2 separate regions of the Homo sapiens genome follow, and region 1 is linked to region 2. The links are chromatin loops, found by intact Hi-C in ENCODE. Cell type or tissue: heart left ventricle. All regions are shown on one strand. Links, peaks and the distances in the headings refer to the core of each region. The heading gives the core; the rest is flanking DNA. Region 1 holds the start of LOC105377721 (a long non-coding RNA gene). Region 2 holds the start of LOC105377722 (a long non-coding RNA gene).

Region 1 (16,201 bases), core at 3,171-11,170, 84 kb before region 2:
CTGGGTTCATGGGAAAATGGACCCTGTGTGGACAGAGCCTCCAGTTTTTTAAGTCAAATCAGAAATTTTGATACTTATGTGAATTCTCCTATTTTTCAAAACTTGAAAATTAACTTAAAACTAACATTAAAAATCTGAGAAAAAAGCATCGCCAGAAAAGTTAAAAATTAAAAAAACAAAAACAGAACAAAACAAAGCCGGCTGGGTGCAGTGGCTCACGCCTGTAATCCCAACACTTCGGGAGGCCGAGGCAGGTGGATCACTTGAGGTCAGGAGTTCGAGACCAGCCTGGCCAACATGGCAAAACCTCGTGTCTACTAAAAATACAAAAATTAGCTGGGCATGGTGCTGGGCACCTGTAATCCCAACTACTTGGGAGGCTTAGACAGGAGAATGGTTTGAACCTGGGAGGCGGAGGTTGCAGTGAGCCGAGATTGTGCCATTGCACTCCGGCCTGGGTGACAAGAGTAAAACTCTAAAACAAACAAAAACAAACAAACAAAAAAACCCAACCAAAATCCCCCTGGGGTTTTGGCTTACAACCTCTGTGATAATATGTTATAAGGGGCTTGTGGGATGCTTGAGGCTGGGACTCTAACTCATCCTGGGAGTGTCTACAGAAAGGGGAAACCTTACCTGAGACATGAAGGGTGAGGAGAGAGTAGGAAAGAGAAGAGGCAGAAGAGGAAAGCTGAATCGGGCAGTGGCACAGCTTGAGCAAAGGCATGGAGGGCAGAGCTGCAGGCAATTTGCTTTTTTGAGTATCCCGGATGTAACATGGCACCTGTACTACCTACACCCTCCTAATGGAAGCCACCTTAGGGGGCACCAAAGTAGGAGTCTTGGGTTTTTGGGGGTAAAGGGACAGGGAGAGAAGGGACTCCTGAGAAACATACAAGGGAAATCCTTTGTCAAGGTAAAGCGCTAACAAACTCTAGGGACAGATTATTTTCTCTCCAGCTTTAGTTGAGTTTTGCTCTTTGCAGCACTATCTCTCTGTCACGGGCAAAAGCCCTGTTCTTGAGGTGCTTTGGGGAATGAAGAAGTGTGGGCTGTGTTCATGCTTGGGACAAGCAGGGTGGAGCGGAGCCAGCAACTGGTGGCCAAGGTGGCAGAAGTGACCAGGGAACAGCTGACAGTGGGCTTCAGGAGCAGGAGACAGAACACTGAGGGAAGGTAGGCGCCGCTGGGGATCTCCTGGGAAGCAGTGAGGAGGGTGCCGCGTGTCCTGCAGGTACCTGTGGGGCGGGGCTCGAGTGCCTGTATCTGCAGGTTGAAGGGAAGGGTGGCCCCAGCTGCCTCAGGGTCACACATGATGAGATGGCATTTGGCTGGGCTGCCGGGAGGGCCCTGGACACAGTGCGGTGCCACAGAACCCCACTCCACGCCCTGGGCTCTTTCTCTGCCAAGGAAGGTGACTGGTCCAGACTGAGATGGCAAGCCTTTCCATCTCATGAGGCACTCTGGGCGGACTGGCTGTGGTTTTGGATAAATGTGAATTTCAGGCTGCACAGGGTTCGGCAAGAAAGAGTGCCTGAGATGGATTCACCCTGTCAAGGTGCCGAGCGCGGGGACAGCGTCCATTCCTGCCTGTGGACAACTCTACTTCCAAAGGAACAGAAGTTGTCCTTGCTCTCAGGTTCGCCTGACCTAGGTTGTCCCTCCCTCCAAATCTTCAGATGTTTTCCTCTTAGAGGGTCTGACTGTGATCCTCCTCCTCTGGGACCCGGTATCCACGCCCATCAACGGGAAATGCTGATAGTGGTAAGAAAGCCTGCCCTCCCCTATCTTGCAAGATGCCGTAGAGGTAAAATGACATCTGTTGTTTGTGCTTCGATTCCTATAAAAACTTGTTTATGAGATTAAACTCAACTCTGCAATTTTAAGTATTGTGACTTGTGACCTTATAATACACAGATAATACTTAACTTTCTCCACCCCAATTGAATAATTTTGTTTGTCTATTTTTTGTTTTTGTTTTTCTCCCACTTGGAAAAGTATATTCTTTTTTTCTCATATATTTAATGGCCTTTATCTCACAATAATCTGTCCAGATAAACTCTTTTTTGAGACAAGATCTTGCTCTGTCACGTGGGCTGGAGTGCAGTGGTGTGATCACGGCCACTGCAGCCTCGACCTCCCAGGCTCAAGTGATTCTCCCACCTCAGCCTTCAGAGTAGCTGAGATTACAGGCGCATGCCACCATGCCTGGCTAATTTTTGGTAGAGATGGGGTTTTACCATGTTTCCCAGGCTGGTCTTGAACTCCTGGGCTCAAGCACTCCTCCTGCCTCGGCCTCCCAAAGTGAATTTATTTTTAAAATATTATTATTCTTTTCTGACTATAAGCAGAAAAATGCAAACACATTGTAAACATTCCAAAGAAGATGCAGACTTGCAAAAGGTAGGAGACATCTTTAAAATTTCTCTTCCTTTGATATTAGTCTTAGTCTTATATCTTTGTCTTCTATGTCTATGTCTTGTATCTTTAAAACCATCGCATCAAAAGAACCACTATCAAGAGCAGCACATATCTTTTCAGAATATTTAACAAAATATTTGTCTACCTCCCTATTATGTATATATGTATGCTTACATGCACTGCAGACTTTTCTGCAACTTGCTTTAGCTTATAGTCATACCTCAGTATCCATGAGAGTTTGGTTCCAGGATCCCCACGATAACACAATACAAGAATTCTCAAGTCTCAGTCTGCCTCGCGGGAACCTGTGGATACAAGAAATCAGCCCACAGGTTTGGCATCTGCAGTTTGTTGAACCAAGGGTGTGGAACCCGTAGATCTGGGGAGCAGCCTTTTGTTTTAGACATCTTTCACTTCCACTGTCTTCTCCCATACCATATCATCATTTATGTAGTTAATCCTCTCTTGATGGTCATTTGTATTGTTGCAAAATTCCTATCTTTGTGTGTTTGCCCAGTTTTATTTTAGGATGAATTCTAGATGTGAACTTGCTGAATTATCTTCCAAAAATGTTGATTCAATTTATGTTCTCACAATAATATGTGTAAAGACCTGTTTTCTCATATTGTTAGTAGTAATATCAATCTTTTAAATCTTTACTAAAAGGCAGGGCAAAAAAAAAAAGAGAGAGAAAATTCATCTTCTTGTTCAGGTATGGAGTTTTTTGATTATCGGTGAGGTGAAGAATGTTTTCACGTATTCAATGGCCATTTGAAGTTCTCCGTGTTGCATTTGAATGTCATTTCACACATCTGCTCTCAGTAGCATTGCCTTGGTATTGCTCTTAAATATCTGTGGAGAGCTCAGTACAGCATTTAAGGCATAGCAGAGGAATGAGTGAGTGATGAATGAATGAATGAATGAATGAATGAATGAATGAATAAAAAAGAACAGTCACGGCCGGGCATGGCAGCTCATGACTGTAATCCCAACACTTTGGGAGACCAAGGCGGGCAGATCACTTGAGGTCAGGAGTTCGAGACCAGCCTGGCCAACATGGTGAAACCCCATCTCTACTAAAAATACAAAAATTAGCCCAGTGTGGTTGCTGGCTGTAATCCCAGCTACTTGGGAGGCTGAGGCAGGAGAATTGCTTGAACCTGGGAAACAGAGATTGCAGTGAGCTGAGATCGAGCTACTGCACTCCAGCCTGGGCAACAGAGCGAGACTCTGTCTCAAAACAAAAACAAAAACGAAAAAGCCCCCCAATCACTTCTGGTCTCAGAGATGGTACTAGGGGTGGAGAAATTCCCCATTTGGTTTCATTGTTGGAAACAGAATCCCTTAGTCAGAATCACCAATCACTAGGGAAATGCAAATCAAAACCACAATGAGATACTACCTCACACTCATTAAGATGGCTACTGTCAAAAGAATAAACAAAAAACAACAAAAAACTTTCAGAAAATAAGAAATATTGGTGAGGATGGAAAAAAACAGGAACACTTGTGTTGGTGGGAATGTAAAATGGTGCAGCTGCTACAGAAAACAATATGCTGAGTTTTTCAAAAAAATTAAAAATAGAATTTTCATATGATTTTTCATATGATTCTGCAATTCGTCTTCTGTATATGTACCCAAAAGAATGAAAAGCATGGACTTGAAGAGGTACGTGTACAGCCATGTTCATGGCAGCTTTATTCACAATAGCCAAAAGGGGGAAGTAACCCAAGCGTCCATTGATGGATGAATAGATAAACAAACTGTGACCAACACCTACAATGGAATATTATTCAGGACTTAAAAAGAAAAGAAATTCTGACATATGCCACAATACAGGTGAACTTTGAAGATGTTATGCTAAGTGAAATAAGCCAGTCCCCAAAAGACAAATATTGCACGATTCCACGTATATGAGGCACCTAGAATAGTCACTTTTTTTTTTTTTTGAGGCGGAGTTTCACTCTTGTTGCTGGACTGGACTGCAGTGGCATGATCTGGGCTCACTGCAACCTACCTCCACCTCCTGGGTTCAAGTGATTCTCCTGCCTCAGCCTCCCTAGTAGTAGCTGGGATTACAGGTGCCCACCACCACGTCCGGCTAATTTTTGTATTTTTAGTGGAGACGGAGTTTCACCATGTTGGTTAGGCTGGTCTTGAACTCCTGACCTCAAGTGATCCACCCGCCTCGGCCTCCCAAAGTGCTGGGATTACAGGCGTGAGCCATCGTGCCCGGCCTAGAATGGTCAAATTTATCAAGACAGAAAATAGAGTGGTGGTTACCAGGGGCTGGAGAGAGGGGTGAGTGGGGAGTTGCTGTTTAACAGACAGGAGTTTCAGTTTTGCAAGATGAAAAGCGTTCTGGAGATTGGCTGTACAACTGTGTGAATGTATTTAACATTACTAAACTGTACTTAAAGTTGGTTAAGATGGTAACATTTTAAAGTGCATTTTACCAACATTTTTTAAAAAGTTAGTTTCTTCCTGCGCCTGGCCGGGAGAAATGCCCTATTTGCAAGGAGGACTGGCGGCTCTCACATGAGTAAAGGCCTGGCGCCAAGGTCTCCAGAACACCCCCTGCCCACCGTGAGAAGGTGGAACTCGGCACCACCGCACTGGAGCACGCGTTGCCACTTCAGCCACCCAAGCGCCGTGGGGCAAATACTACAATTACGCATTTTGTAAAGGGAGATGTGTTTTGGAAGAATTTATCTGCAGAAATCATAGGACTGGACATTTGGTGAGATTTCCCGAGAAAAGATAAAAAGAACAATAACCCAGGTAAAATGCCAAATCCTCGGTCTGACGTCAGTCTCCAAGAATGACTGCCAAGTGGGCTCTGGGAAATGGGCCACACCCACTCGTGTCCCAGCCAATCAGAAGAGTCCAGGCGAATTCAGCCAACCAGAGCTCGGCATTCCTCTGATGCAGATGCTCTTGATTTCTGCCAAGGACACAACTTTGGGCGCTGGGTTGGAGAAATGATTGTTGGCGGCACTTTCCAAGCATTACCGATTAATTGAAAATGCAAAGCCCACACGATTAGTAACATAATAATTAACATTTATTGAGCACTTACACATCAAGCATGTTCAAACTGCCCTCAGAAAGGTGAAGTAGCCTGCCTGAGGCCACATAAATAAGTGTTGTGGGGGTTCTTGCCCCTGATTGCCCTACTGCCTCTGTGAAATAGTCATTCTCCTCACTGATACTGAGCAAGGGAATTTAGACTGTAACCTGTACACAAAAACTCTTTGAGGTAAGGGTGAGTGCTATCACCACTTTATTTTACATAGCGATTGATAATAAAAAAAAATAAGAGATCTGAAATATGTTTCCTATTGGGAGAGAATTGGCAAAGGCAGAAAACGTGAATCTTGATCTTTCATTAAAAAAAAAAACAAAAAACATCAACACAAAACCACCGCAAAACCGCAAGCTAGCCCATGTAATTATTTAAGAAACGCTCATTGAATGAATGAACTCGTGGGGGAGTAAGAAGCTACAGAGAGACCCACTGGAGAGCCACCGAGAGTGGCAGATGGCAGTGTACAGGAGGACCTGAGGGATGTTTGCTGATGCCTGAGTGAAAGGACAAAAGACTGTGCCGAAGGATGATCCGAGGCAGAAGGTTGTGAGCACTGCGCGCAGGACAGGGAGAGTCAGGGGCTGCACATCCTTTGCTGTGTTGCAGTCAGCAGAGCATTCAGGGCCAGTTCTGGTGCTCTCTGGGTGGCCCCGTGCACAGCACACAGAATTCCCACACTTGCACACAGCGCTGTCTGGTGGGAACACACAGACAAAACGTCCCAAGCTGGTAGAGCCCCACGCATAGCTGGCTCTGCCCATTATCCCAGATACACCCACAAGCAGACAGCTGCACCTGCAAGCACACACACAACACACAACACACACATGCCTGTGAGCACACACACAACACACAACACACACATGCCTGCGAGCACAAACACACAACACAACACACACACGCCAGGGAGCACACACACAACACACACATGCTTGTGAGCACACACACACAACACACAACACACACATGCCTGTGAGCACATATACACAACACACACATGCCTGCAAGCACACACATATAATACACACAAGCCTGCAAGCACATATGCACAACACGGAGCACACACATGCCTGTGAGAACACACACGCCTGGGAGCACACACACACAATACACAGCACACACACCTGTGAGCATACACATACAACACACGCATTTCTTTGTGGGTCTCGTGGACATCCTAAATGAGGAATTCTTTCCCTACATGCCTTTTTGTTGTTGCTGGCTTGATCCCTCCATCACCCACTCACGTTTATTGGGCACCTACAGCGTGCAGGCCCCGCGCTAAACCCTGGGACGTGTCCTCAGGGGCCAGGAGAGAGAGGCCTCAACTCAGGAATTAGGAGAACTCAGGTCAAGGGGGGAAATAGTGTTGGTAAATCCACTGTGTTGCTAGTGGGCCTATTTGGGAGAGCCTGTCAGAGAAGCTACGGGGAGCTGGCTCTGGTTCAGACATCTTCCAGGAACACAGAAAACAACCACATTTTACTAATTATAGCGAGGGAAAACACGCTGCGATTACAGCTAAATTACATTAAGACATAACTGGCTGGCTCGGCCGGCTCTATCTTTCTGGATCAGGTTTCAGCCAAGTTGGGTGGTGACACAGGCGGGGCAGGCTGGCGAGGCCTTGGCCGGGGGAGGGTCCCGCAGCCTCTTTTCCTGTGGGGTCGTGACCCTGGGGTGACAGTGTGGTGTCCCAGGGCCAGTTGCAGCTTATGTGACCAGCAGCTACCCCTCCCTACAAGGGGCTTCCCTGGGCCCCTGGGCTGGAACAAACTGCCCAGAGGGCCGCTGAGTCATCCAGCCCCTCCTCTCCTTTCCCTCCCAGAACTGAGGATCAGAGAATTCAGGGCTGGAAGGAAGGTCTTGGGGCCAAAGCCTTGGTCTTTCGAAGGTAACTGAGTGGGTTGTTTTTTTAAATTCTCTCTCCTGTTGTGGCCACCAACTCTGTCCTTTCCTTCCAGGCCCTGGTCTGCACCTGCCAAGAAGGGCTTGGTACCTGTTTGGGGAAAGAGGGGGTTGAACTCTCCACCCCATTCTCTATGTAATTATTCCCAGAGGGCCCGTGTCTGATTCATGCCCCACAGAGGAAGGAAGGAAGGAAGGAAAGGAGGGACAGAGGGAGGGAGGGAGGGAGGGAGGGAAGAAGGGAGGGTGGGAGTCGAAGGAAGGAAGGAGGCAAGGGCCACCAAGGGAGAGCGGGAAGGAGGAAGGAAGGTGGGGAGGGAGAGAGGCAGGCAGTGATTAATGTAGGAAAGCCAACTTACCGAGCACTTGTGGAATGCCAGGCATCGCCATGCAGTACCTCCTTGAATCTTCACAATGATCTTGAGGGCAGGAGCCCAACCTTAGGGTTCCATGGAGACTAGAGCTGCACACAAGGCAGGTCCTCAACAGTAAATTCAGTAATTCCTTGAGTGAGCAAGTATGTCAGTGAGGTAGGTAATATCACTATTTATAGACAGGGCAGTAACAGCTATGGCATCATGGGGGTGGGGTTCAAATCCACCTTTCCGGCCAGGCTTGGTGGCTCACGCCTGTAATCCCAGCACTTTGGGAGGCCGAGGCGAGTGGATCACTTGAGGTCAGGAGTTCAAGATCAGCCTGGTAACATGGTGAAACCTCATCTCTACTAAAAATACAAAAATTAGCTGGGTTTGGTGGTGCGCGCCCGTAGTCCCAGCTACTCAGGAGGCCGAGACATGAGAATCACTTGAAGCTGGGAGGCGAAGGTTGCAGTGAGCTGAGATCGCGCCATTGCACTCCAGCCTGGGCGACAGAGCAAGACTTCATCACAAAAAAACAAAAAAGATCCAGCATTCTTTGTCTCCAAGGCTTGCTCACTCAGCTCTGCACCCAGGCTTTTCACCTTTCACCTTGTGGTGCTAAGAGAAGTGGCCATTCCAGTGACCACATGACCCCCAGATATGATGGGAGCTTGGTTCCCAGCATCAGTCTTGCCCTGCTTGGCGTGGGATGCCAGGGTGCACTGAGCCCCAGTCCCACCTTTATTCTGCCAGCACTGCGCTTTATATGCACTATCTCATTTAACCCTCACACCACGGGCTGGGGAGGGGGTGGCTTCCAATACCCTCATTTTTTGGATGAGGACCCTGGGGCTCAGAGAAGTAAAGTGGCTTGCCCAAGTTCACACAGCTGCCAACTGGGGGTGCTGGGGTTCCCGTCCTATATGGGGCACCTGGCTCCATACTGTCAGGCCCAAGTTTATAGAATCCCTGAGGGGCCTGGTCTCTGGTCACTTCCTCAGGGCCAGCCTAAAGGCAAGAGCAGGGGGCAGGGTAGGAGGCCCTCTCCTCTCTGAGGAACCCTGCCAGGACTTCTCGCTATGAGGACAGGCTTTGGCCAGGTCCCCAGGGCTCAGCTCAGGAAAAACACACCAGTCTGTGCCCGGTGCCTGTGGAGCTGGGTCCATCCCAGAATCAGGGGCAGCAGGTGGTGTGGCCATGGGCATGAGCAGCAGCTGGGCTGTGGTGTGTTGGCCACTGTGTTCTGGCCTGTTGTGCCGGTGTTTACAGTCCACATTTTTAATAATCTGATGTTATGTTTGGCCCTGAATCCCTTCTGCAGAGCCTAACCAAGGCTTGCCTCCAAGATGGCCTTCTTGTTCCTTCCAACTCTTGCTCTGAAATGAGCTGGGAAGAGAGACTCAGAGGGAGAGGGGAACTGGGAGGTAGCGCGAACTCCACCTGATATTTACAGAGCCCCTCCTGTGTGCCAAGTGCATTTCTTATGTTAATTTTTTTTATTATTATTATTTGAGACAGAGTCTTGCTCTGTTGTACAGGCTGGAGTACAATGGCGCAATCTTGGCTCACTGAAACCTCCACCCCTGCGTTCAAGCAATTCTCCTGCCTCAGCTTCCCAAGTAGTTGCGATTACAGGCATCTGCCGCCACGCCCGGCTAATTTTTTGTATTTGTAGTAGAGACAGGGTTTCACCATGTTGGGCCAGGCTGGTCTCGAACTCCTGACCTCAGGTGATCCACCCACCTCAGCTTCCTAAAGTGCTGGGATTACAGGCATGAGCCACCACGCCTAGCTGCTTATGTTTGTTTGTTTACTTAAAGACAGGGTCTCACTTTGTCAGCCAGGCTGGACTGCAGTAGCATGATCATAACATACTGTTAACTCGATCTCCCAGGCTTAAGCAACTCTCCAGCCTCATCCTCCGGAGTAGCTGGAATCACAGGCACACGCCACCACACCTGGCTAATTAAAAATGTTTTTTGTAGAGATAGGGTCTTACTGTGTTGCCCAGGCTGTTCTCGAACTTTAGCCTCAAGCAATCCTCCCGTCTTAGCCTCCCAAAGTGTTGGGAGGTCCCATCATATCTGGGGGCTATGTGGTCACTGCAATGGCCACTTTCCTTAGCATCCTGAGTCACCTAACCCAGCCTAAGTGCCGCCTTCTTCTTCTTCTTCTCCTTCTTCTTCTCCTTCTCCTTCTCCTTCTCCTTCTTCTTCTTCTTCCTCTTCCTCCTCTTCCTCTTCCTCCTCCTCCTCTTCCTCTTCCTCCTTCTCCCCTTCTTTTTCTTCTTCTTTCTTCTTTTTAAATATTTATTATACTTTAAGTTCTGGGGTACATGTGCAGAACATGCAGGTTTGTTACATAGGTATATACATGCCACGGTGGTTTGCTGCACCCATCAACCCGTCATCTACATTAGGTATTTCTCCTAATGCTACCCCTCCCTTAACCCCTGCCCCGCTCACCTAAGTGCATTTCTTATGTTAGTTTTAGTTTTATTCTATCCCCCACAGTAATCCAGGATGATGTGTTTTTTTCTACCCACTTTATGGATAAAACTGAGGCCCAAAGGGTAAAGCTGCCTGCCTGAGGCCTCACATCCAGGCGTGGTGAGCCTGGGGCCTGGCCTCAGACACGTCCAGCTCCAGAGTCTGAATGTCTCTCGTGATGCATGTTGAGCTGGAGGTGCAGCTGCGACCATGGCTCCCTTGTAAGGATTCATCCACTCTGCATCTTACCCCTTTCCCAGGGGTACCATAAAGCTCTCTTTCCAGCTTTGGACAAGAACAGAGATGAATGGCTATTCTGGAAGCAGAAAAGTCCAGGCCTTGGGCTATCTCTTCTCTCTTATCCCATTTCCATCTTTAGCACAGGGTGCCCAACGCCAGCCTGGGTGGTGGTGTAACTCAGCCATGAAATTAAAGGCGGGGCTTGCAGCCCACTCGCCTGCCAACCCTGTCGGCCCCGTGGCATCAGGGGTAGCAAGGCCAGGCCTATCTTTCTAGGAAAAGGTTCAGTGTGCAGTCAGGCCTGACTAAAGCCATGCAAGGACCGCAATCTCAAGGCCCCCAGCTCCATCCCCTTCTTGTCTTGCTTCTCTCTGCTGTAGTGGTGTGAACAGTGAAATCATATCCCAGCACCAGCACTTACTAGCTGTCTGATTCGGCAAAAGTAATAATATTAACAATTGCAGCGCATTAATTGTGTTTCTGAGACATCACTGAGTACCTTTCATCCTTCTCTGACTGAAACCTCCCAGCAGCCATTTGAGGTGGTAAGGTGACTGTTCCCATCTTACAGATGAGGGATTTGCCTGTAGTTGCACAGCCAGCAAGTGGCAGAGGGCACACTCCTAACTACCATGTCACTCAGCTTTTTATGACTGCCTCTGAACCTCAGTTTTCTTATCTGTAAAATGAGACTGCTAGTTTCAACCTCACAAAACTAGCCTGGCAATGCAACAACAAAAATGCAGGTAAAGTGCTTAGGACAGAAGAGATGCCTGAAAAATGTGAGTTGCCTCAGTCTGTTAGTCATTCGACAAACGTTTAGTGGGATAGATGAAGTCTTGCCCCCATGGAGCTTCCAGCCAAATGGGGAAGACAGTTGCTAAGCAAATCATGACACATAATTGATTGGATGATTTTAAACATGCCCTGGGCTGGTAGGGAGAAGTACAGGGTCAGGTAAAGCCTAGAAGTGGGTAGGGAAGATGCTTGGGGGAACCGGAGATTAGAAAGCCCTGGACCCCAATGGCCTAAGGGAGGGCTTCTATCTAGGGCAGTGGGAGAGGTCCTCAGGGCTGAAGACCCCTGGATGCTTGAAGGTGCAGAGGAATTCTCTCCCTGTCTGTCCCGCAGCAGCTGGGAAACCCCTGGGTGGTCTGATTCCAGCGGCCCAACCTGGAACTGATTGCCCGCGGTAATATTCCTGACCCAGGTAAAAATGTGCCAGTTCTGCAGGCTAGTGTCTTCTGCTGGGACACTGGCAGCTTGCTCAGCAGATGGGGGGACTTGTGTCTGAGGTCTATGGAGGATGAACCACAGCCTAGTCTGCCTTTTGTATCCCGGCTGTGTGGAACCAGCCCAGCCTTGCCGGTTGTTGAGTCAAGAGCGGCCGGGACTTCCAGTTCGAATCCCATCTCTCCTGCTTCTTCCTTCTGAGTGAGCTCTAGAGCCTCAGTGTATCTGCTCTGTGCAAAGGGGATCTTAACACCTACTCTCTGGTTGTTCTGAAGATTTAATAGAAGGTTGAATGTGAAGCTGGAATTAGTTATCAGAGACTTTTTTAAAATCTACAGAAAGCACATTAGTTGTCAGGCACAGTGCCAAGCACTTGACACACATCGGCTCATTTAATTCATATCAATAGTTCCTGAAGAAGGTGCTGGCATTATCCCTGTGTTACAGACAGGGAAACTAAGGCTCAAGAAAAATTCAAAAACTTGGCCAAGGTCACGCAACTAGTGTGTTTACAAAGGGAGAATAAAACACATCAAGAAACTGCAAATGGGCCGGGCGTGGTGGCTCATGTCTGTAATCCCAGCACTTTGGGAGGCCAAGGCAGGTGGATCACTTGAAGTCAGGAATTTGAGACCAGCCTGGCCAACACAGTGAAACCCCGTTTCTACTAAAAATACAAAAATTAGCCCGGTGCAGTGGTGCGCACCTGTAATCCCAGTTACTCGGGAGGCTGAGGCAGAAGAATCGCTTCAACCCGGGAGGCGGAGGTTGCAGTGAGTCGAGATCGCACCACTGCACTCCAGCCTGGGTGACAGAGCAAGACTGTCTTAAACAAAACACAAACAAGACAAAACAACAACAACAAAAGAAACTGCAAATGAATAAAACCCACAACTACAATTTCTCATCTACCCACTAGGTACCAGACAATTTGCGTATGAACCTGGATCTATCTGCTTGAACAGTGACTTTTCTACTTTGGATCTAGGGCCTTTGTCGGGTGGTGGTAGGGAGTCCCGGGACACCAGCTTCATTTGACCCCGGCCTTGCAATCACAAAGAACTGTAGATGTAGGCTTTCGACAGCCTCTTCGATTCAGATTACACATGCTCTTAGGATTGCCAGATTTAGCAGATTCAAAATATGGGACATCAGGTTAAACTTAAATGTCAGATAAGCATCCAATAATTTTTTAGTATAAGTATGTCCCAAATGTTGCATGATATATATTTATATGAAAGCATTATTCACTGTTTATCTTAAAATAAGTTTAACTGGTCATCCTACATTTCATCTGGCCACCCTATATCCTGTCCCAGAACCACCTTGATGGAATTCATAGTAGGCGATTTCACCTTGATGAAATTTGTCGTGTTATCAAATTGTCTGGACTGTAGTGCTCTATGGGTTGGTATCTTTCTTTATTTTTTGTTTTTTTGAGACAGAGTCTCACTCTGTCGGCCAGGCTGGAGTGCAACGGTGTGATCTCGGCTCACTGCAACCTCTGACTCCTGGGTTCAAGCAATTCTCCTGCATCAGCCTCCCAAGTAGCTGGGATTACTGGTGTCTGCCACTACGCCCTATTTTTTTTGCCACCACCAGGCTATTTTTTTTGTATTTTTAGTAGAGACGGGGTTTTACCATGTTGGTCAGGCTGGTCTTGAGCTCCTGACCTTAGGTGATCCATCCGCCTCTGCCTCCCAAAGTGCTGGGATTACAGGCGTGAGTCATCCCACCCAGCCTAGACTGGTATCTTTAAAAAGTCCTGAAATTACCCTGGGGATATCTTACATTTTATGGGGATTGAAAACCTTTAATTTGTTCAGAGCTAATATTTAAAACAGGCTACCGTGTTTTGTAATTTTACTTTGACATTTTCGGTTGGCAAACTGTGGGCCTACAGGCCAAATCCAGTCCAAAATAAAATATATTCATTTTAAAAAATGAAGTTTTGGCCAGGTGCGGTGGCTCACGCCTGTAATCCCAGCACTTTGGGGGGCCAAGGAGGGTGGATCACGAGATCAGAAGTTCGAGACCAGCCTGACCACCACGGTGAAACCCCGTCTCTACTAAAAAACACAAAAATTAGCTAGGTGTGGTGGTGGGCGCCTGCAATCCCAGCTACTCAGGAGGCTGAGGCAGGAGAATTGCATGAACCTGGGAGGCAGAGGTTGCAGTGAGCCGAGATCGTGCCATTGCACTCCAGCCTGGGCAACAGAGTGAGACTCCGTCTCAAAAAAAAAAAAAAAAGAAGTTTTATTGGAACACAGCTGTACTCATTCATTTACATATTGTCTCTGGCTACTTTTGCATTACAATGACAGAGTTGGGTAGTCTTACTTACAAGCCCCAAATACTTACTTTCTGGCCCTTTATAGGAAGTTTGCCAGCTTCTCTGATGTGTTTCCATTCATTGTTGTTTTCATTCATGTTGACCAGAGCTTGCACTTATAATCGGTATCTAATTTACAGGTAGTTCTTGCATGTGGAGTGGTGGAATGGGGTCTGGAGTTTGGGCCACACTGAGATGCCATTTCTCTGATCATCATACCTGATGCACAGTGGGTATCTGTGGGAATGAGTCCTCCCTTACCTTTTTTTTTTAAAAAGATATATTTTATATAATTAAATTGAGACAGGGTCTCACTATGTTGCCTAGGCTGGTCTTGAACTCCCGAGCTCAAGCGATCCTCCCACCTGGGCCTCCCAAAGTGTTGGAATTACAGGCGTGAGCCACCACACCCCTCCTTTATGTTTTTATCAAATTCTCTCTACCTTTTTTTCTTGGAGAGTCCCCCAGTCACCCCTCCTCCCTCCCGTGGAGGTCTGCTCTGTAAATTCAAAGCAGGTTTTTGCTGCATTTTGAGCCTGTCTGCTTTCTACAGATTTCACCTGGCTAAAAATAGTCACATGTATAATTCCTCGATTAAAGTCTTTAGCCGTTGGGGGAGGTCTGCACCCTGGTCCGGGCAGCCCTCCATCTCTCTAGTTGACAACCCTGTCTGCCTGCTAACTGGGGTGCAGAACTTGTGGAGTTCCCATCCCTGGGGCTCGGTGTTCAGCTGGGTTTAATCTCAGCGCTCCTTGGAGAGGGTCAGCATGCAGATTGGAAACAGGAGAAGTGCAGGTTCAGACAGCGGCATCTGGGAATTCACCCACTGCCTGATGCTTTATACCTGCCTCTCTTCCCCAGATCCAAGGAGACGGCCCAGGGTCATCTCTTCTGCCTGAATAGCTGAGAGGAGTCCTGCAATCTTAGAGCCATTTTCCCAAGAAACCTGACCTAGAACATACTCTCTCTTAAGATTCAAATAAACTGTTGTCAAGAACTGTAAAAGGTCTGAGATTTTTATCCTACTTGTATACAAGTTAACAAGTTAGCCTGCATTGTTTCATGGATCCTGGCAGAAGACACAATATTCCGGGGTCAGAGACAAGGACATTCTTTTATATATATACATATATATAAAAGTATATATATATACATATATATAAAAGTGTGTGTGTGTGTGTGTGTATATATATATATATATATATATATATAAAGTTTAAGTTCTGGGATACATGTGCAGAACGTGCAGGTTTGTTACACAGGTATACACGTGCCATGGTGGTTTGCTGCACCCATTAACCCGAGAGAAGGACATTCTTATTCACAGTACCGTAGGCAGCATGAGCTTCATTGACGGGGATGACGTGGAGGGGTCCAGGTGGAGGCTGCACATGCTGTGTGTTTGTGTTACAGAGGAGGGACCCTGAGTTAGGGGAACCGAATCCTTTATAATGGTCAGGAAACTGACTTGACTTTTGTCCTAGGGAAGACTTTTTCTTTGTTATATTGGACATTAGACAAACCTATGCTTTGGTCTGAAGGGAGATACTGTGGTGATCTTCCAGGGCTGTTCATAACATACAAACAAACTTGAAGAGACAATGCCTCTGTTCCCAAGATGTGCAGAAAATCAAGAGACTCAGCCAGGCATGGTGGCTCATGCCTGTAATCCCAGCTACTGAGGCAGGAGAATCACTTGAACCCAGGAGGCGGAGGATGCAGTGAGCTGAGATCATGCCATGGCACTCCAGCCTGGGTGACAGAGCAAGACTCTGTCTCAAAAAAAAGGAAAGAAAATCAAGAGACTCACTGATAGTTGTCTACCAACAACTCAATTTATTTTGCTTGTTTTTGTATATAAAATGAACAGTGTTCACAATTGTCATTAATTATTGCAGGCTTTATGCTTGCAATGATACATTACCCTTTAACTACCTGATAAGATAAAAAATCCCACAACGCAATTTTCACTTCAAGTTACAATTAGAATTATTTCCTATGTTTAAAAGTAAATGTTCAGGGCCAGGTGCAGTGGCTCATGCCTGTAATCCCAGCACTTTGGGAAGCCAAGGTGGGAGGATCACTTGAGCACAGGAGTTTGAGGCTGCAGTGAGCTACGATTGCACCACTG
Region 2 (16,201 bases), core at 3,546-11,545:
ATTACAGGTGCACACCAATATGCCTGGCTACTTTTTTGTATTTTTAGTAGAGACGGGGTTTTGCCATGTTGGTCAGGCTGGTCTCGAACTCCTGCCCTCTGGTGATCCACCCGCCTCGGCCTTCCAAAGTGCTGGGATTACATGCATGAGCCACCACACCCAGCCTACAGTTTCAGATAGTTTTGGTTCACTTTTAAATTCAAGTCTGTCAGGATCTTGAATCCTATCATCACGAGAATGCATTAAACTACAATCCGTTTACTAACTCTTTCTTCACTATTGCTTACTCAGCAGTGAGAAAGGGGAGCATGTGGGGCAGGAAAATATCTGAGATGAGTAATCTGTTCTTGTATTTGGAGCTCTTCCAAACTCCTGCCAGCTCACACTGTTGTCTAGGGCCCAGCTGATTTCCCTGGTCCTCTAAAAGTCTCTGTATTTATGGCAGGTTTGCTTACGTTTAGCCCAAGTGCCTTCTCCCAAGCATGGAAGATGCTATGAGTTTGTTTCTGTCTAGAAATCAGTTCATCAAGGCAGCAGAGAAATTTGGTTGGAATGGGTGCCCTGAAATTCAGTTTTGTGTCACCAATTGTGGGTATCCATTAGGAACCACTGGAGGCAAACTGAAATAAATCCTCCTCTCTCAAGGAGGCGGTGTTACTCCTGGACCTGGCAGGATGCTCATGTGAGTATGTCCAGCAAACCAACCACTAACAATCCCAAAGATAACAATTTCTTATACTCACACGGTGCTTTGTGTTTAACAAGGCATGTCCATGCCCATGGGTCTCCTTTGATTCTCACAATAACTCAGTTTTAGTATGAGGGAAGACTGGGAAAGTCCAGTGGGCCAGTTTGGGAGTGGCCTTGAATGTCATCCTTGAGACTTTGAACTTTAGTCCATATTCTGCCATTCGCCTCCTTTCATCCAGATCACTGCAGCGGTCTCATTGCAAGCCTCCCTGCCTCCAGGCCTGACCCCTCCATCCATCCGCCACACCGAATGAACAATCTAAAAGGCAAACTTCCCCTTGCCAAACCCTCCTGCTCTGTACTCTTCAGTGGCTCCCCACTGCTTTCAGAACAAATCTACAAAGCTCTTGAGATCTGGCCTCTTTCCACTTCTCCAGTCTCATTTTTCCCCTCCTGCTTCTCCCTACTTTCTTCTTCAGCTGCACTAAACATTCTTCAATTCCTTCACTGAATCTTGCTCCATCAAGCATATATGCATTGCTATATACTTTTCCACATTGTTCACACACACACACACACGCACACACACACACACACACACTCACACTCACTCATGTCTGCTCATCCATAAGGTCAAAGCCGCAGAGTGACCTCTTTTCCATGCCTCCTCTGGACCTGCAGGCCCCGAGCTTGCTTCCAGCTCATCACCTGGCTCACTGGGCTGGGATTGCTCCAGCATTTGCTTCCCTACTAGAATGAAAGCTGTGGGAGGGCAGAGATTGTCCATCTTGCACACCCTTGAGCCTCTAGCACCAAGCACAGTGTCTACACATAACAAGCACTCCATCAATGCTCATTGCATTGAATAGGACCCAGGAAGCTACAGACTGCTTGTTCTGCTATATATCCTGCCAGTTGTTTAAGAGGTCAGCTCATGAGTACTTACTATCTCTCATAGCCTAGGTCTGGGCCGAAATGCAGGGTCAGATGAGAGGCTGCTGAAATAGAATATGAACAGTGCTCACATTTATCAAGTGCTTCACTTGCGCTGTCCCATGTAACCTTCACACAACCCTGCACATTTGGTGCTATTATTAGCATTCCCATTTTGGAGATGAGAAAACAAAGGCATGGAGGGGTGGGCAATTTGTCCAAAGTCACAAAGTTCAAAAGTGGTGACTCTGGGGTTCAGTCCAGGCACTGTGATGCCAGAGATTCTCACCTCTAACTACTATGCAACAGGAACACTGACCTCCAGAAGCTTCCGGGCTGGTTTTTGAGACAAGATAGAGATGCCACCATAGGATCCCAAATGCAGGGGATACCCAGAGAAGGGAAGAAGTGTGACCCACTGCAGTCTCAGAAACCCTGAGATGGTGACAAGCACTGGGAGGGCAATGTAGAGGCTTTTAGGGAACCTGGATACCCCAGACCCCCAGAAGAGGGGTCCCCCAATTTCGCTGTGACCTCAGGGCAGGAAGCAATGCTGAAGCCAAGCTGCCACTATGGGCCAGAGACTCCCGAGAGCCCGGAATGGAAAACAGTGCGACTAAATGTCAGGGTTTCGGGCCCCAGCCAGGCCTGGCTGCCCTATACCGAGCTCTATCCTCCTGCCCTGGAAGGAAGAGCAGGGAGAGATTCCACAGGAGCCCTCAGGAGAGCTTCCGAAAAGGGCCCCCCTGCCAGGGAGCAGGGAGAAGCGGGCGTGCTGGCGGCCAGGTCGGGGCGGGGCAGCCTGGGTCTGTGTGGGGTGGCCGGCAGCCGGGCCACCCGGACACCTCTGACAGGCAATTTCCAATTTCCTATGGAATTAAAGTGTAAAAGCAGAGAGTCCGTCACTGTCTGCTGCCTCCCTGGGAGGGGAGAGAGTTACTGCTGCAGGCTTGAAAAAGCTGAACTGTCCTTTCCCAAACAAAACAGCAACCAAGGAAGTTGGTGGTGGGAGGATGGCTTCAGGGCTCCAAGCTGGAAGTCAGGATGCAGGCTCTTCTGTCTCTACCTGCTTGGATGACCTTGGGCAAGTCCCTTCTTGTCTCTGGGCCTCAGTTTCTTCATCTACGTGAGGAGGCATTGGACAAGAGGATGCCGGAGGCCCCTTCCAGCTCTGAGAGGCCAGCATTTGGTAATAAGGTTGGGTGTGGGAAAAGATGAGGTCTTGGGGGAGAGGGGGAAGGGGCTGGAATCATCGTGGGTTGGAACAGTTAAAGGAACCTCTGTTCAGCCCCAGCCCCAAGGCTCCCAAACCCAGCAGCAGAACTGGGATCCACCCAACCAAAATCAGCGAGGGAAAGCCAAAAGCATGAGTAAGGAGAGGTTGGGCCATAAACATGTCATCTGCACAAACATCCAGCCCCCTCTGGGGTCCCATTGGCCCTGCTGGAGGGAGGAGGCTGCTATTGGGGCCCCCTCAGCCACAACCCCAAGCCTACTCGCTTGGCCTGGGACTCCAGGGTGGAGGCCTGATTGCTTAGAAGGGAAACCTGGCTGTGGACATGCCCCAAGGAGCTGTCAGGAAGGGGCTGGTGGTGGCTCTCAGCGGAAGGGAGGCTTTCCATGCTGATATCAAACAGGATTTTCTGGGATGGTCTCCATTTCAGGTCTGCTGGGGCTCCTGCTTCTCCAGTCCTGACCATTCCCCAAAGCTCTGGAAAGAAGAGCAGCCACTGGACCTTGATCTGTGGGTCTTCACAGGCATTGTAAACACAGTATTCCCCAACACGACTCTTTGTTCTTCCAAACTGTCTTCCTCTGTGGGGTTCCTGGCTTAGGGATGGTACTACCACCTAGTCCCCCAAGCGGGTGTTTCAGAAGTGATCCTTGTTCCTCTTTCTCCCTCTCCATCCACATCTAAGATGTGGCATGTGCCATATCCTGACAACCTGACTCTTTGTGCACTTCCATTGGACTGTTTCTCTCTCTCAATCTCCCTCTCCTTTTCTGGACCTGAAGTATATACAATCCAACTAATTATAATCCAGTTTTCAAATGGCTTGCTTTTTAAATTTCCTTATTTTTTAATAACAAAACAAAAGCTAGAACCATGACAATAACCTGCGTTCACCATGCATGATTCTCCACCCCATCTCCTTGCCCTCCGCCTTCCGAGGGAGCCATCATCCTATGTCTTGTGTCTATTGCTCTGTTGCTTCCTGTTGATAAAATCTTACTTTATGTATCTGTACTCCTAAAGTCTAATTTTATAAATGGGTATTCTGTATGTAATCTTTTGGAATTTACTTTTTGCAAGTGTAGTAGATCATTTCCAAATATGGCTGCAATTATTCCTCTTCCCGCCTCCACATCCCTTTTGCAACATGACTTCGAAGTTCCTTCCATCAAGAGGTGGAGTCTATTTCCCCACCTCTCAAATCTGGGCTGGGCTGATGTATGTTTTGACTAATATAATACGGTGGAAGTGGAATTGTGCCAGTTCTGAGCTTAAGCCTTTGGAGGATCTGTGCTCTTCCATATTTTCCTGGAAACTTTTGAACAAGTCTGGGCTGGCTTGCTGGATGAGGACTGACATGTGGCCCAATTGCCACCATTGTCTCAGCCAACAACCAGTCAACTCTCAGAAGCAGTGCCCCCTAGCTGACTCTCTGCTGACCCTGGACTCATGAGGAAGCCCAGCCAAAACCAGAACTGTCCAGCTGAGCCCAGCCTAGAATACCTACCCACTGAATTCTGAATCAAATAAGTAATTGTTTAAGCTATTAAGTTTGGAGTGGTTTGTTACACAGCAATCACCAGCTGTTACACCAAGATTCAGTCTTTTGTTGCATGCTGCTATGGCTCATTCATTTTCATGGCTGTGTAATATTCCACAGTGTACATATGGTTTATTGGTCCACTTTGCTATTGATGGGCATTTGTGTTTTTGATATTGTGAAAATCGCTCCGTGAACTTTTTTTATACCTGTCCTCTATCGAATGTGTGCAAGAGATTCCTGGTCCTCTCTAACCTCACAGCTACTAGAAACCTTGAGTCAATTCCCCTGACTATCCCAGAAGAAATGATCAAAAATGAAAATCACATCACGACATTCCCCTGCTCAAAATCCTTTAGTGGCTCTCCTCCAGCACGAGGGTAGAGTCCAGCATCTTTACTCAATATTTAAGGCTCTCTGTGGCCGGGTCAGTGCTGGCACCTCTAGCCTTAACGTCTCTTTGACAACAAGCTCTACCACTAAAAATCTGTGAGACGTTGGACAAATTCCTTCCCTTCTTTGTGCCTCAGTTTTCTCTTCGAAAAATGAGACTAGAGACACACTAAGGTGGGCGTATTACTGAGTTAACCCTTACAAAGCTTTAAGACAGTGCTTGGAGCAAAGCATCCCACAAATATTTGCTCTTATTGTTGTTCTTACTGTTGTGGTAAATGGAGTGAAATGGTAAGGCTGATGTTTCCCAGAGTACATCACCCCTCAGAACCTTTGCCCATGTCTGTCCCTCTGCTCAGAAAGCCTGCTCTCTCCCTGCTTACCTGGCAGCCTTGCCTGCTCAGCCCTGTCCTAGTGTCACTCCGTGTCTTTCCTGCTGATTCCCCACTGCCCAGAAGAACTGACCTCACCTTTTCCTACCCCATTGGCCCCTGCATGCATGGCTATCACCGCTCATGTTTGTTTACTGGGCCTCCTTGAGGGCAGGGATGATGGCCCATTCATTTCTGTATCCCAGGGTCTCAAGGAGCCTGGCACAGATAAATTCATGATAAATGCATTGTCAGTGAATAAGTGAATTACCGACCTTCTTTTCCCTGAGCAGTCATTCATTCATCATTCATTCAACCACCATTTACAGAGTCAGCTCCATGCCAGGCACTGCTTTGGCTAAGTGGAGACCTCTGCCTGCAGGATCTCCTGGTCTGTGGGGAGAGACAGATCCCCGTGCGGATGGGTACGTCTCAGTGCAGTCCAGGCTGCCACATGGGAGCCCCCTACCCAGAACGAGCAGAGAGAGCCCTCAAAGAGCCTACCATCACCAAGGGAAAGGAGATTTAGACCTGAGACAAAGACAAAGCTGCCCAAGCATTTGGGGTATTTGAGATTCTGATTATGCACAGGACGGGAGTTTAGAGAGCCACAGAGCTGCCCAATGGGCCGGAAGCTGCTGGCTGCAGGATCTGGGAATGCAGGTGCCATCTTGCTCACCTTGAAGCCCAGCTCAGCCAGGGTCTGGCACAGAGGGGGTGGTCAGCATAAATGTTTGTTGGATACATAATAAATGAGGAGAGGAAATCTAACTAAATAAGAACTGCATTTCAGCCCCACTCTGCCACATACCGGTCAGTGACTACGGCCAGGACACATCCCCTGTCTGGCCTCAGATATTTTCCAACATCCTCTCCAACTCTCACATTCTATGATGATGCAGAGAGGCAGCCTGGACCCTCAGGGTGCTCCTGGACTGACTGTGCGCGTGTGTATGTGAGTGTGCGTGCACACGCAGCACATGGAGGATCTGGATGTAGGAACAAGCGCAAAATATGATAATTATCATTTTGGGAACACTTGTTCTGTGCCAGGCACAGGATGCAAAGGTCTAAGTGCTTCACGTGTATTGCTTCATTTTCCTCTTACTCAAACTGCACAACACGGGTGATGTTGTTACCACCAACCCAAACTGTACAAAACGGGGGATGTTATTATCCCCATTTTACAGCTAGGGAAACGGAGGCTCCTGAGTTGGAATAAATACTCCCACAGATGGTCAGTGGCAGATGTGGGATTCAAAGCAAGATCTGTTGGACTCCAAGCTCTTAGCTGCTACACTCCAGGGCCTCCCACGGGAGTGTGCCCTCCGACTCCAGGGTGCATGTCTTTCTGCCACTTGAGGGCAACTTTTGGTGACAGAACCTGGCTGAGAATTCAGAGATGACCGAGGCCAAGGCTGGGGGGAGCTGGGGGTGGGTGAGTGAAGGGCGTTCAGCTTCACTGCCTCTCCACGCCTCTGTTAACTGCAGCCAAATCCCCCATGTGAAAGACCTGGCTTGGGCTTTCCTGGGCTTGCATGCGAGTTTTTGCTTTGCTCAACCAAAGGGCTTCCTGCGGTGCTCTGGACTGTTCTTTCTGGCCAGGCTAAGGGAGGGCAGAGGTCAGCGGAGGCCCTGCCTTTGGCTCACCCTCCCAGAGGGTGGATTCCCAGCAAGTCTGAGAGATCCTGGAATGGTCTCTCGGCATACAGGCGGGAGTACTGGGATATTTGTTCCCCCGGACACAGCTCCCTCCCTCATGTGCCACAGAGCAGCTTAGAGGGAGCAGCTTAGCACTGGAAACCCAGCCATGGGAAAGGCTGCTACAGGCTGGCCTTTGAAAGGGAGTTCTCTTTCTTCAAGTGCTTAGGGGAGAAAATAAGTGAGAAAAAGAGAGATAGAGGAAGGAAGGAAGGAAGGAAGGAAGGAAGGAAGGAAGGAAGGAAGGAAGAAGAAGAAAAGGAAACGAAAAGGAAAGGAAAGGAAGAAAGGAGAGAAAAATTGACCATACTAGGGGTCTGGTCTGTTGAGTCAAATTTCCTGATGGGCTCATCCCTAATGATGCCTGAAATGGAGGCCACTGTGGGGCTGTTCTTGCAAATGTACTTAGTGGATGGATCGTGGCCTCTTGTGCAGCTGCAAGCTCCCTATTCCAAGGCCCCAACTCAACAGGTCCGATGCTGATTCCAAATAGAGTCACCCTGGCTGGGAGGGCCTTTCTGGGTCCCCAGGGAAAGATTTGGATGGTGGGGACCTAAGATGCTGCAGCTGAAGCTCCTGCCCTTCCAGGAGGGCAGGGCAGTGTCAGGGAGCCTCAGGGCCTTCCTTGCAGGTTCAGGGGCCTCAGGGGGAACATCGCATGGCTCTTCAGAGACTGTCCCTGGAAGTGACCTGAACTCCAGGGACTCAGGCCAGAAGCAGCCTCTTTTGCACACGCCCCTGCCCCTCTAGTGAGGTGTGGGAGTGGGTGGGGAAAAGCCTTGCTCATCCAGGCCTTTGGAAACATCCCGACACACTTTCCTCCAGGCAGGCCGAAGTTATTTTCCAAGTATTTCACTTTCCATTTCTTCTCCAGATCTGGTAACAGGGTGTTCCTGCCCTCTTCCCCTTCCTGACCCTTCTGCCTGGGCCCCGCCCCTGCTGCGTTTCATCAAGTCGACATGCTCTAAGAAAGCCGGCCAAATCTGCACTCAGCCCCACGGATGGCGCAGATGTGTGTGACCAGCCCCCCTCGGCCTGCAGAAGCTTACCATCGAGCCTAGGGGACAGCTATCCAGAGGGAAACAGGCACCGGGGGCTCAGTGGGTCATGGGCTTTGAGGTCTGGCTTCTCTACTGTGTTACCCTGGGAAAGTGTCTTGAGCTCTCTGAGTCTCTACGTGCTCATCTGTGAAATGGGGGTTACCCTATCTCCCTTGGAATGTTGTGAGGTTCAGAGTGGACAATGAATGTGCTTGCAGTCCAGTGCACATCTGGGTTCATACTGGGGACCCAATGCAGCTTTCTGACTTAACTTTCGGAGGTGGAAGTCAACTGTTGGAGATCGCTCTCTTAGGGACAGCCTTTTTGTGTCTTTCTAGGTATGCAGAAGCAGTCCAGGCAGTACAATCAGCCAAAACTGATTATGAATTCTGGTTATACAGCTTCCCAGCTGGGGAACCTTGAGCAATTCATCCACCTCTCTGGGCCCCGGTTATGAATAAAATATAAAAGAAAATGCAGGTAAAATGCCCTCTTCCTCAAGGGAATGCCCTCTTTCTCAAGGGGTTGAGGTCAGGATTAAGTGGCATAATGCAAGCCCTTGGCACAGTGCTTAGCTCGAGGGATGGTGACAAATAGTCATGACTCTTCTTTGATGGCTCAGTTTCCAGCTGCTCTCCCTGAGATGCCATGGGAGGTTCTTGGCTGGGAAGCCAACTGTTTCTTTGTCTAAGAGGGAGAAGATGCTATACATCTTGCTCTCACTTAACCCTGCTCCCTCCCACTCACCACCACCCTTTTTCTTTTTCCAGGCCACATGAGTTTTGCAGAGCAGACGTAGAAAGCAGAGAATGAAAAAAAGAAAAAGAGGAGAGATCTGAAGCCAGAATGGGCGTCATGCAAGAGGCTCTAGAGTTGCAGACAGTTGCAGCCCAGATACGACGTGCAAAGAGAGACATCCCAGATCTCCCACACAGAACTCCGGCGCGCTTTGAAGTGTTGACAACACATAAAATTAAAAGCATCACAATGCGAATTATCACGTTGTTTTTTCCACTTTGATAGCCTCTACAAAGCATTTTATACCGATGAATCAATACAAATGTCTCTTTATAAAGACATTGGAAACAAAAAGATACATTTTTTTTTTTCCTTAAGAGAAACCGACACAACTAACAAAAAGATTTCAGCCCTGGCTTGCAGGATAGCTCTAGGTAACATAGTGAGTTTGTCTCTCCTTTTCACAGTGGCCTTGGAGGTCACTGCTGTCTACTTGCTTGGGTCAATCATTCAGCCTCCGGATGAATGTTCTGCCTGCTGATTAGTCAGCACCATGAGATGAGACAAACAAGCCACAATTGCATTGCTATTGCCTCCTGACTGCACACACATGTGTGTGCACATGTATAAGAATATATACAGTGTGTGTAAATATATAGAGGCGTGTGTGTGTGTGTGTGTGTATTTTGTGGTTTGGTAAAATAAAGCTTGCAAATTAGGATTAATTTATAACTCGTTATAATTGGATTATTGGCTGGGACTCCCTTTATGTTACAGCAGATGGACTTTTGCGTGAAATATTTTCCCTGAGTTGCTATAGAGATGTGCCAAGATCTCTCTGCTGAAGTGATTCCCCGCAGGCCTGTTTGTTGTTGTGCCCGGTGCCGAATCACTTGCAGGCTGAATCACTTACAGCCCTCACAGAGGCTGATGAAAGAGCCCCGGGACCCTGGGAGTCTCCAGCCTCTCAGCTACTGCCACCAGAGATGGGCTGCAAAAGTCATTAGAGCTAGACTGGGGGGTGGGTGGCTGAGCTGGTGGGTGGAGGGGGATGTCCAGGTGAGCCAGGCAGCCACAGGGGAGAGGGCTGCTGTGGGCAAGAAAGATAACTCAGGCTAATCAAAGACCTACTGTATGGCCAGGCACAGTGGCTCACACCTGTAATCCCAGCCTTTTGGGAGGCCGAGATGGGTGAATGGCTTGAGGCCAGGAGTTTGAGACCAGCCTGGCCAACATGGTGAAACCCCGTTTCTACTCAAAATACAAAAATCAGCTGGGCGTGGTGGCACACACCTGTAATCCCAGCTACTCGGGAGGCTGAGACAGGAGAATGGCTTGAACCTGGGAGGTGGAGGCTGCAGCGAGCTGAGATTGCACCACTGCACTCCAGCCTGGGCGACAGAGCCAGATTCCATCTCAAAAAAAAAAAAAAAAAAAAAAAAAAAAAGCCTACTGTAGCTAGATGTAGTTCTAGGAACATGTAGACATTCCATTTATCTGTCTAGTTCCTGTAGCAAGCCTATGAGGGGAGTCCTGTTTTTCCCACTTTTCAGGTGGGGAAAAGGAGGCACAGAAGAGTGAAGCTGTTTTCTCAAGCTACCACTGCAGTGATCTTAGCAATGGTGTCTCCCCAAAATGGGGGTGAGGTGGGATAGATGGGGTACATTTAAACATAGGGTTCTGGGAGAACTGAGAAGCCACAGGCTGGGCGGGGTAGCCAAATTTAGCCCTCTGCCAGTTCCTCTGGCTGTCGGAGGATCCTCAGACAAAACCGCCAAACTCCATCACGCAACTCACAGTCCATTTGGGCAGACACACTCAGGCCTGTCTGATGAGCAACATAAACATGGCCAAGCGCCTCATGAGACGCTGTGGGTCCTGACTCTTGAACCAGAGGCTGAGTATGGGGGCCCCAACTCCCCGATTTCCATCTCAGGCAAAGATGTGAATCAGGCAATGTTTCCAGAGAGCAGAGTTTACAAAAAGTGTGGCCTGGAGTGATGACAAAGGCATGGGCTTTGAAGTCAGACAGACCCAAGTTAGAATCTTGAATCTACCCTTGTCCAGAGCTGTGACTTTTCTCATCTGTAAAATGGGATTCATTGTACTTACCTGGCAGAGTTAGGCTCAGCTCTCCCAGTAGAATGGAAGCTCTCTAGAACAGTGCCTGGCGCACAGTAGACCCTGTGAAATACACATTGAATAAATGAGTATGTTTTTAGTATATCTGGCATGTCATAGGTCTTACTAGATGGTAGAAATTATTTCAATCTGGCACTTTTAGACTTTGGAGCCCATTTTCTTCTTTCATATTGTTAGCTTCCCTTCCTGGGCAGTGTCAAGATCCTGAGTCCTTGCGTCTCTTCCCCAGCCCCTACCAACCCATGTAGACAGGATTCTTGGAGACTACAAACTGCCCAACGTGTTAACCAGTATCTCAGTCCATGGAGATCTCTTCCTAGGATAGCACGTTAGTCAGGACTCTTTAGATGGCAAGGACAGACACTAACTCAATCTGTCTTAATAAATGAACAAAGGAACTTACTAATAGGAGTAAATGGCTTCAGGTATGGCTGAATCCAGCTGCCCAGCTAATCTCTTTACATTTCTTAAATTTATTCTCTTTCAGTTTGAATCCACCTTCAGGCAGGCTCTGCCCTTGTGATGGTAGGATGGCGGCCCAGCTTCAGGACTACCTCTCACCAGCTCAGCACCTTAACAAAAAGAGAACTCCTGCCCAACAGCTTAAATACAAGCCCTAGGACTGCATTTTATTGAATGTATTATATAACGTATTATATAATACTTGGGTCACATGCCAAGCCATATCATGTATCCATCCTGGAAACCTGGAGGTGGAGTCAACCCCACCTAAATCAACATGGTCTGAGAACGGGGAAGGAGCAGTTCTCCAAGGGCAAGGCGGAGGTTCTTGACAGAAGAGGAGAGAGACGCTGAGTAGATGAGAACAGCCAACATCTACCACAGAGCGGAAAACAACAAACTTGGTTCTCATGACAAGCCCAAAAGGTAGTTATGATTCTTCTCATTTTGCAGAAAACAGAAGCACAGAGAGTCTGGGGACCCTGCCCAAGACCACATAGTGTGTCAGTGGCAGATTCAGGCTGGGAATCCCTAAGCCTGTGTTCTTGCCAGGACTTTACAGAAGGAAGTGAGCCTCGCAGCAGGTCATGAACTAGCAGCTGGAAGATACGTGAAAGATACAGATGGGCTCAGAATCCCAGCTCCACAAGGGGAAGCTTCTGGGCCCATGCAGGACTGTTTGTGGTTCTTGCCCTCATCTGTGCCGAGTAGCACAAGTCTCAACATAACTAGGTGCTTGCTTTTCTTCATCTTTCCAAAATCCCAGAGCATGTTGTTGGTCATGTTTGCAAATCTTATAAGCAACTTATAATTTTATTTTGATTGTCTCAAGTCAGAAATAATTTGACCTTGGCATTATTGAGAATCCTATTTTCAAACTTTTTTTTTTTTTTCAGACTCCTTGGTGGTTCTATCTATTTGGAGAAGCCTTTATATCTTCACACACCTGGGATCTTCCAAGAAGGTTTTGGATGAGCACGCCTCAATTCAGTCCTAGAGACCTATGCTGCATTTGTTTCCTTCCCTCTTGGTCCACCTCCAGCCCTCATTCAATTCTAAGTCTCATCATGCCTTTGAAGACTGCCCTGCTAGTCTCAAACCTGTGCTTTTTCCTTTGTTCAATTGTGACCCTGTTTATGATGCTACAGAAAGAACAGCTTTGCATACTCCAGACTTGGTTCCAGGTGTCTGCACTCATAATTTATGTTGCCCTTCAATTTACCTATAGAATCTTGCCTTTTAAGAACTGGTTCCACATAAAGTTTCTAAGGGGCTTTTAAAACTGTAAAGCAATATAAATGATAGATGTTATAAAATCTAAGATCATTTGTCCATGTTATTCTCTACCTGTTGGTTCCTTCCTCATTGAAAATTGGTGTATAGATGGTAGATAGATAGATGATAGATAGATAGGTAGATAGATAGATAGATAGATAGATAGATAGATAGATAGATAGATAGATAGATTTTTATTTTTGGTCTATCTCCTTTACTAAACAGTAAGCTCCATGAAAATATGGATCATCACTGTCTTATTCACCATTATATTCTCAGCATATGGTATTGTCCTGGTATAGAATAGATTCTCAATAAATGCTTGCTAAATGAATGCATTCATGAGTGAGTGAATGAATGAATATGCGAGTGGATGAGTGTGTGGAAAACATGGTCTGGCTTTCCCAACCAGATGAGAAAGCAAAGGCACCGGAGTTAGCTTCAGCTGTTGCTTCCTAGCGATGTGACCTTAGTTTGACCTTTCTGTGTTTCAGTTTTCTCATCCTTGAAATGGGGAAAATACTTTACTGAGGACACCAAAAGATCACCTATGTGAATTCAATGTTTGATATACTAAGCACTCAATAAATATCAGCACTCTTCTCTCTGCCCTTCTTGGAGATTCCATAATGCCTACAATGGTGGTCAAATACTGAGTGTTTAGTGAGTACTTTTTGATGGATAGTTGGATAAGTTTATCAGAGTGATGGTGGCCACATGTTGGGTGTGGGATTTCCATTCTGGCTTGAGAGAAAACTGTGAGATGTGTAACTGAACCAAGAATTCAGGTAAGCACTGGGCATCATAAGAAGTTGGAATGGGGAGGTCGGTCGGGTCTGTGTGCGTGTGCTTGTGTGTGCATGTGTGCATGTGGATATGGGGAGAGGTGTGCAAGGAGAGGACACAGTTATCCAAAGTCCACTGATTCTAGTTCAGAATTTAAAAAGTTAAATTCTAAAAAGTTTAAGTTGAGAATTAAACAGGTACCTGGCAGCCCCTGGAAATTCTTAAGAAGGAAAAATATAGTGGAAATTCTTTTAGCATCTGCATGAAGGACAGACTTGAGCAAGGAGAGGCTGCAAAGCCTGTTCTAGTAATCCAGGAAAAAGAGAGAAAGGACTGGTAGGTATTCAATAAACCATTTTGACATGAAAGGTAAGGTGAGGCGAGTCTTGAAGACTCCTCGGATCCATAAATCAAGAAATCTTTTTTGGGTATGGAGCAAATGAGAAGAAGGGTCCAAATTAGTTTTTATTTTTCCTTCTAAAATTATGTGTGAATTTTTTTATTACAAAATAATACAGCTCCACTATAAGATATAATTAGAAAATGAAAGAAAAAATAATCACCCATAATCCTGTAACCAGAACACCACTGTGACTTCATTTTATGACCCCAAATCTATGACCTTAGGAGAATGAATGAGTCTGCTGTGTTCATGATGGGAACATAGAGAAAGGCTCAGAAGAATGTTAAAGAGAGGCCATTGCTGAGCTCACTTGCTCATTTGCTTATTTGATTCAACCCATAAGGGAGACCTCAATAGCAAAAACCACATCTTGACATTGTGTTGGAATCTGCCAGCCTCTTTATGCAACTCTGGATGTCAACAATGTCAGGTTACCTCCAACATGATCACCAGGGTCCTCTCCATTCCCTACCATATAGTAAGCATTTTAGTCTAGTTTAGTTTTTAATCTTTTTTTGCATCTGCATGTAATCTTCTTTTGGGAGCATTCCTCGCTGTGTGTAGTCCTGGCAATCTGAATTCTTTCTGATATGTGTGTAGGTCAATGGTTGCTTGCCCTGTCCATCTGCTAGATGACCCCCTCCTTTCCATATTCTCCTGTTAGTGTCTGGGAAGGTTGGTTCATCAGCCTGTTGGTCTGTAGGTCAGCTGGCTAACCAGATTTGGGGGAGGCAGACAGGTTAGCCTTACGATCCACTGACTCACTGACAAACCGATCCATCGGTCAATCCGTTGGTCTGCTGGCTGGCCATTAGTCCAACTGTCCATCTATTGGACAGTCAGTCCCTTCATTGGTGTATCAACCATGCCATTGGCTCAACCATCCCTTGGTTATTTCACCAACCTGTCAGCCCATGGGTCAGTCTCTCCATGAGCTTGCTGGCCGGTTAGCTCCTCAGTCAGTCAGTAAGCCTGTCAGTTGCCAGTCGGGCTACACCCCTGATGAACCCCTCCAGCTACTGATCTCAGTCCTCACCTGAGCGGGCAGGGCATGGAGGGAGAAGCTCATTCCCTCTCCGATGAGGTCGTTTGAAGTGCTCTGTCAATTCTTTGGAAACTTTAAATCAAAAGTTATTTATGAGGTACCAGAGTAAAAACAGCCTCGTCATTGTAAATTACTAGCAGCCAACTTGAATTCGCTCATTTTCTTTTAAAATTTTAAAATATTTAGAACCCTGGTTTTTCTCCTTGTCTCCGCTCCCACTCCCTGGGACTGCCCCCTCCTCCTCTGTCATTTGAGGGATTGGTTTTCAGGAGCATGTGACTTCATCAACTGCTCCTGATGCCAACCAGAGGTGCCAAGGTCCATGAAGAGATGAGTCACCCAGCTGGGAGAGGAGGCTATGGGGAGCCAGGCAGGTGCCCAGACCCTGGGCCTTGGGGTTCTGCTTACGTGTTTGTGACCCCAAAAGTAAGGCAGTAGACCAGACCATGGGGCCCTTTTCCACTTGGAGGCCCCTCTCAGACACGGTAGAACTGGACAGATGATTCTCCAGGGATCCAGCAAAGAGGGTTAAGGAGCTGTTTTCCTGTGGACTCTCCTTGCTTTCTGGGGGTGGGGGGAGGCAGAGTCTCTTTAATCTTCAGAGCAAACTTCCTAATGACTGAGAGAGCAGGCAGCATCCTGAGTGCCAGGACGCCTGGGTTCCAGCCCAGCCCATGGCCAAGAGCAGAGGAAGAAGCTAGCTCTTGACCACCGCCTGCCTCCCCACTGAGCCACTCTCTTTCCAGGTTTCTTATGACCACTTCCCTCCCTCATCTCCATCTCAGGCTGTCTGAGTGCTCCTCAACTAATCTCCAAGAACTGACCCCGTGCATGGGATTGAGCTGCCAAGTTAAATTCACTAACAGGCATTTACTCGCTGCTTATTCAGGTCAGGATCTCCTGTCCTCTCCTTCAAAGGGGCACACACTTTCATTATTTAGGTACCAAATATTTATTGAATACTTGCTGCCTCAAAGCACTGGGCTAGGTCTGAAGATACAGCGTTAAGTAAAGCAGGCATTGTCCTTGCCTTCCTGGAGATTAGAGTCTTGGCAGATTTACGCATTAATGAAATAATGGCACAAAAAGGTGTTGAATCTACTGAGATAGACGATTTGACGGAAAACACCAGTGGTCTAGGAGGAAGACTGTAACAAGGCTTAATCTGGTGGGACTTTGGGAGGTCAGGGGCTTCTCTAGGTATATGATTGAGTATGAAGATGAACAGTTATTAAGGTAAAGGGAAAGCCAGGCACAGTGGCTCATGCCTGTAATCCCAGCACTTCAGGAGGCTGAGGCAGGAGGATCGCTTGAGCCCAAGAATTCGGTAGCAGCCTGGGTAACATGGCAAGACCCCGTCTCTACAAAAAATGAAAAATAAAAAAATTAGCCAGGCATGGTGGTATGCATCTGTAGTTTCCACTACACAGGAGGCTGAAGTGGGAGGA

Evidence for each region. A loop is a pair of places that touch in the nucleus more often than their neighbours do. Peaks named below come from ENCODE experiments on the same cell type or tissue, not always from the same donor. Only the 100,000 strongest peaks of a DNase experiment are listed, where the experiment ranks them.
Region 1: a loop joins it to region 2, with 2.0 times the contacts of the local background. A loop is called at or near these places in 4 of 110 quality-filtered maps.

What each region holds. Positions count from the first base shown.
Region 1 is chr5:171,487,679-171,503,879 of GRCh38, forward strand. LOC105377721 (a long non-coding RNA gene) reads right to left here and starts at 7,908. Exons shown (of 3, transcript XR_941213.2): 1 at 7,777-7,908; 2 at 2,642-2,726. LOC105377720 (a long non-coding RNA gene) reads left to right here and starts at 7,118. Exons shown (of 3, transcript XR_941212.3): 1 at 7,118-7,403; 2 at 14,211-14,299; 3 at 14,932-15,075. RefSeq lists an enhancer at 5,955-6,802. In heart left ventricle, for the core only: no CTCF peak of the experiment used is centred there; DNase peaks (open chromatin) are centred at 7,153 and 8,949; H3K4me3 peaks cover 467 bases; H3K27ac peaks cover 2,146 bases.
Region 2 is chr5:171,571,532-171,587,732 of GRCh38, forward strand. It overlaps LOC105377722 (a long non-coding RNA gene), which reads right to left and starts at 11,394. Exons shown (of 3, transcript XR_941214.2): 1 at 11,186-11,394; 2 at 10,753-10,824. It overlaps LOC107986392 (a long non-coding RNA gene), which reads left to right and starts at 2,552. Exons shown (of 2, transcript XR_007059047.1): 1 at 2,552-2,812; 2 at 8,673-8,896. It overlaps LOC124901134 (a long non-coding RNA gene), which reads left to right and starts at 11,487. Exons shown (of 2, transcript XR_007059048.1): 1 at 11,487-11,670; 2 at 12,141-13,122. In heart left ventricle, for the core only: no CTCF peak of the experiment used is centred there; DNase peaks (open chromatin) are centred at 6,778 and 7,830; H3K27ac peaks cover 2,352 bases.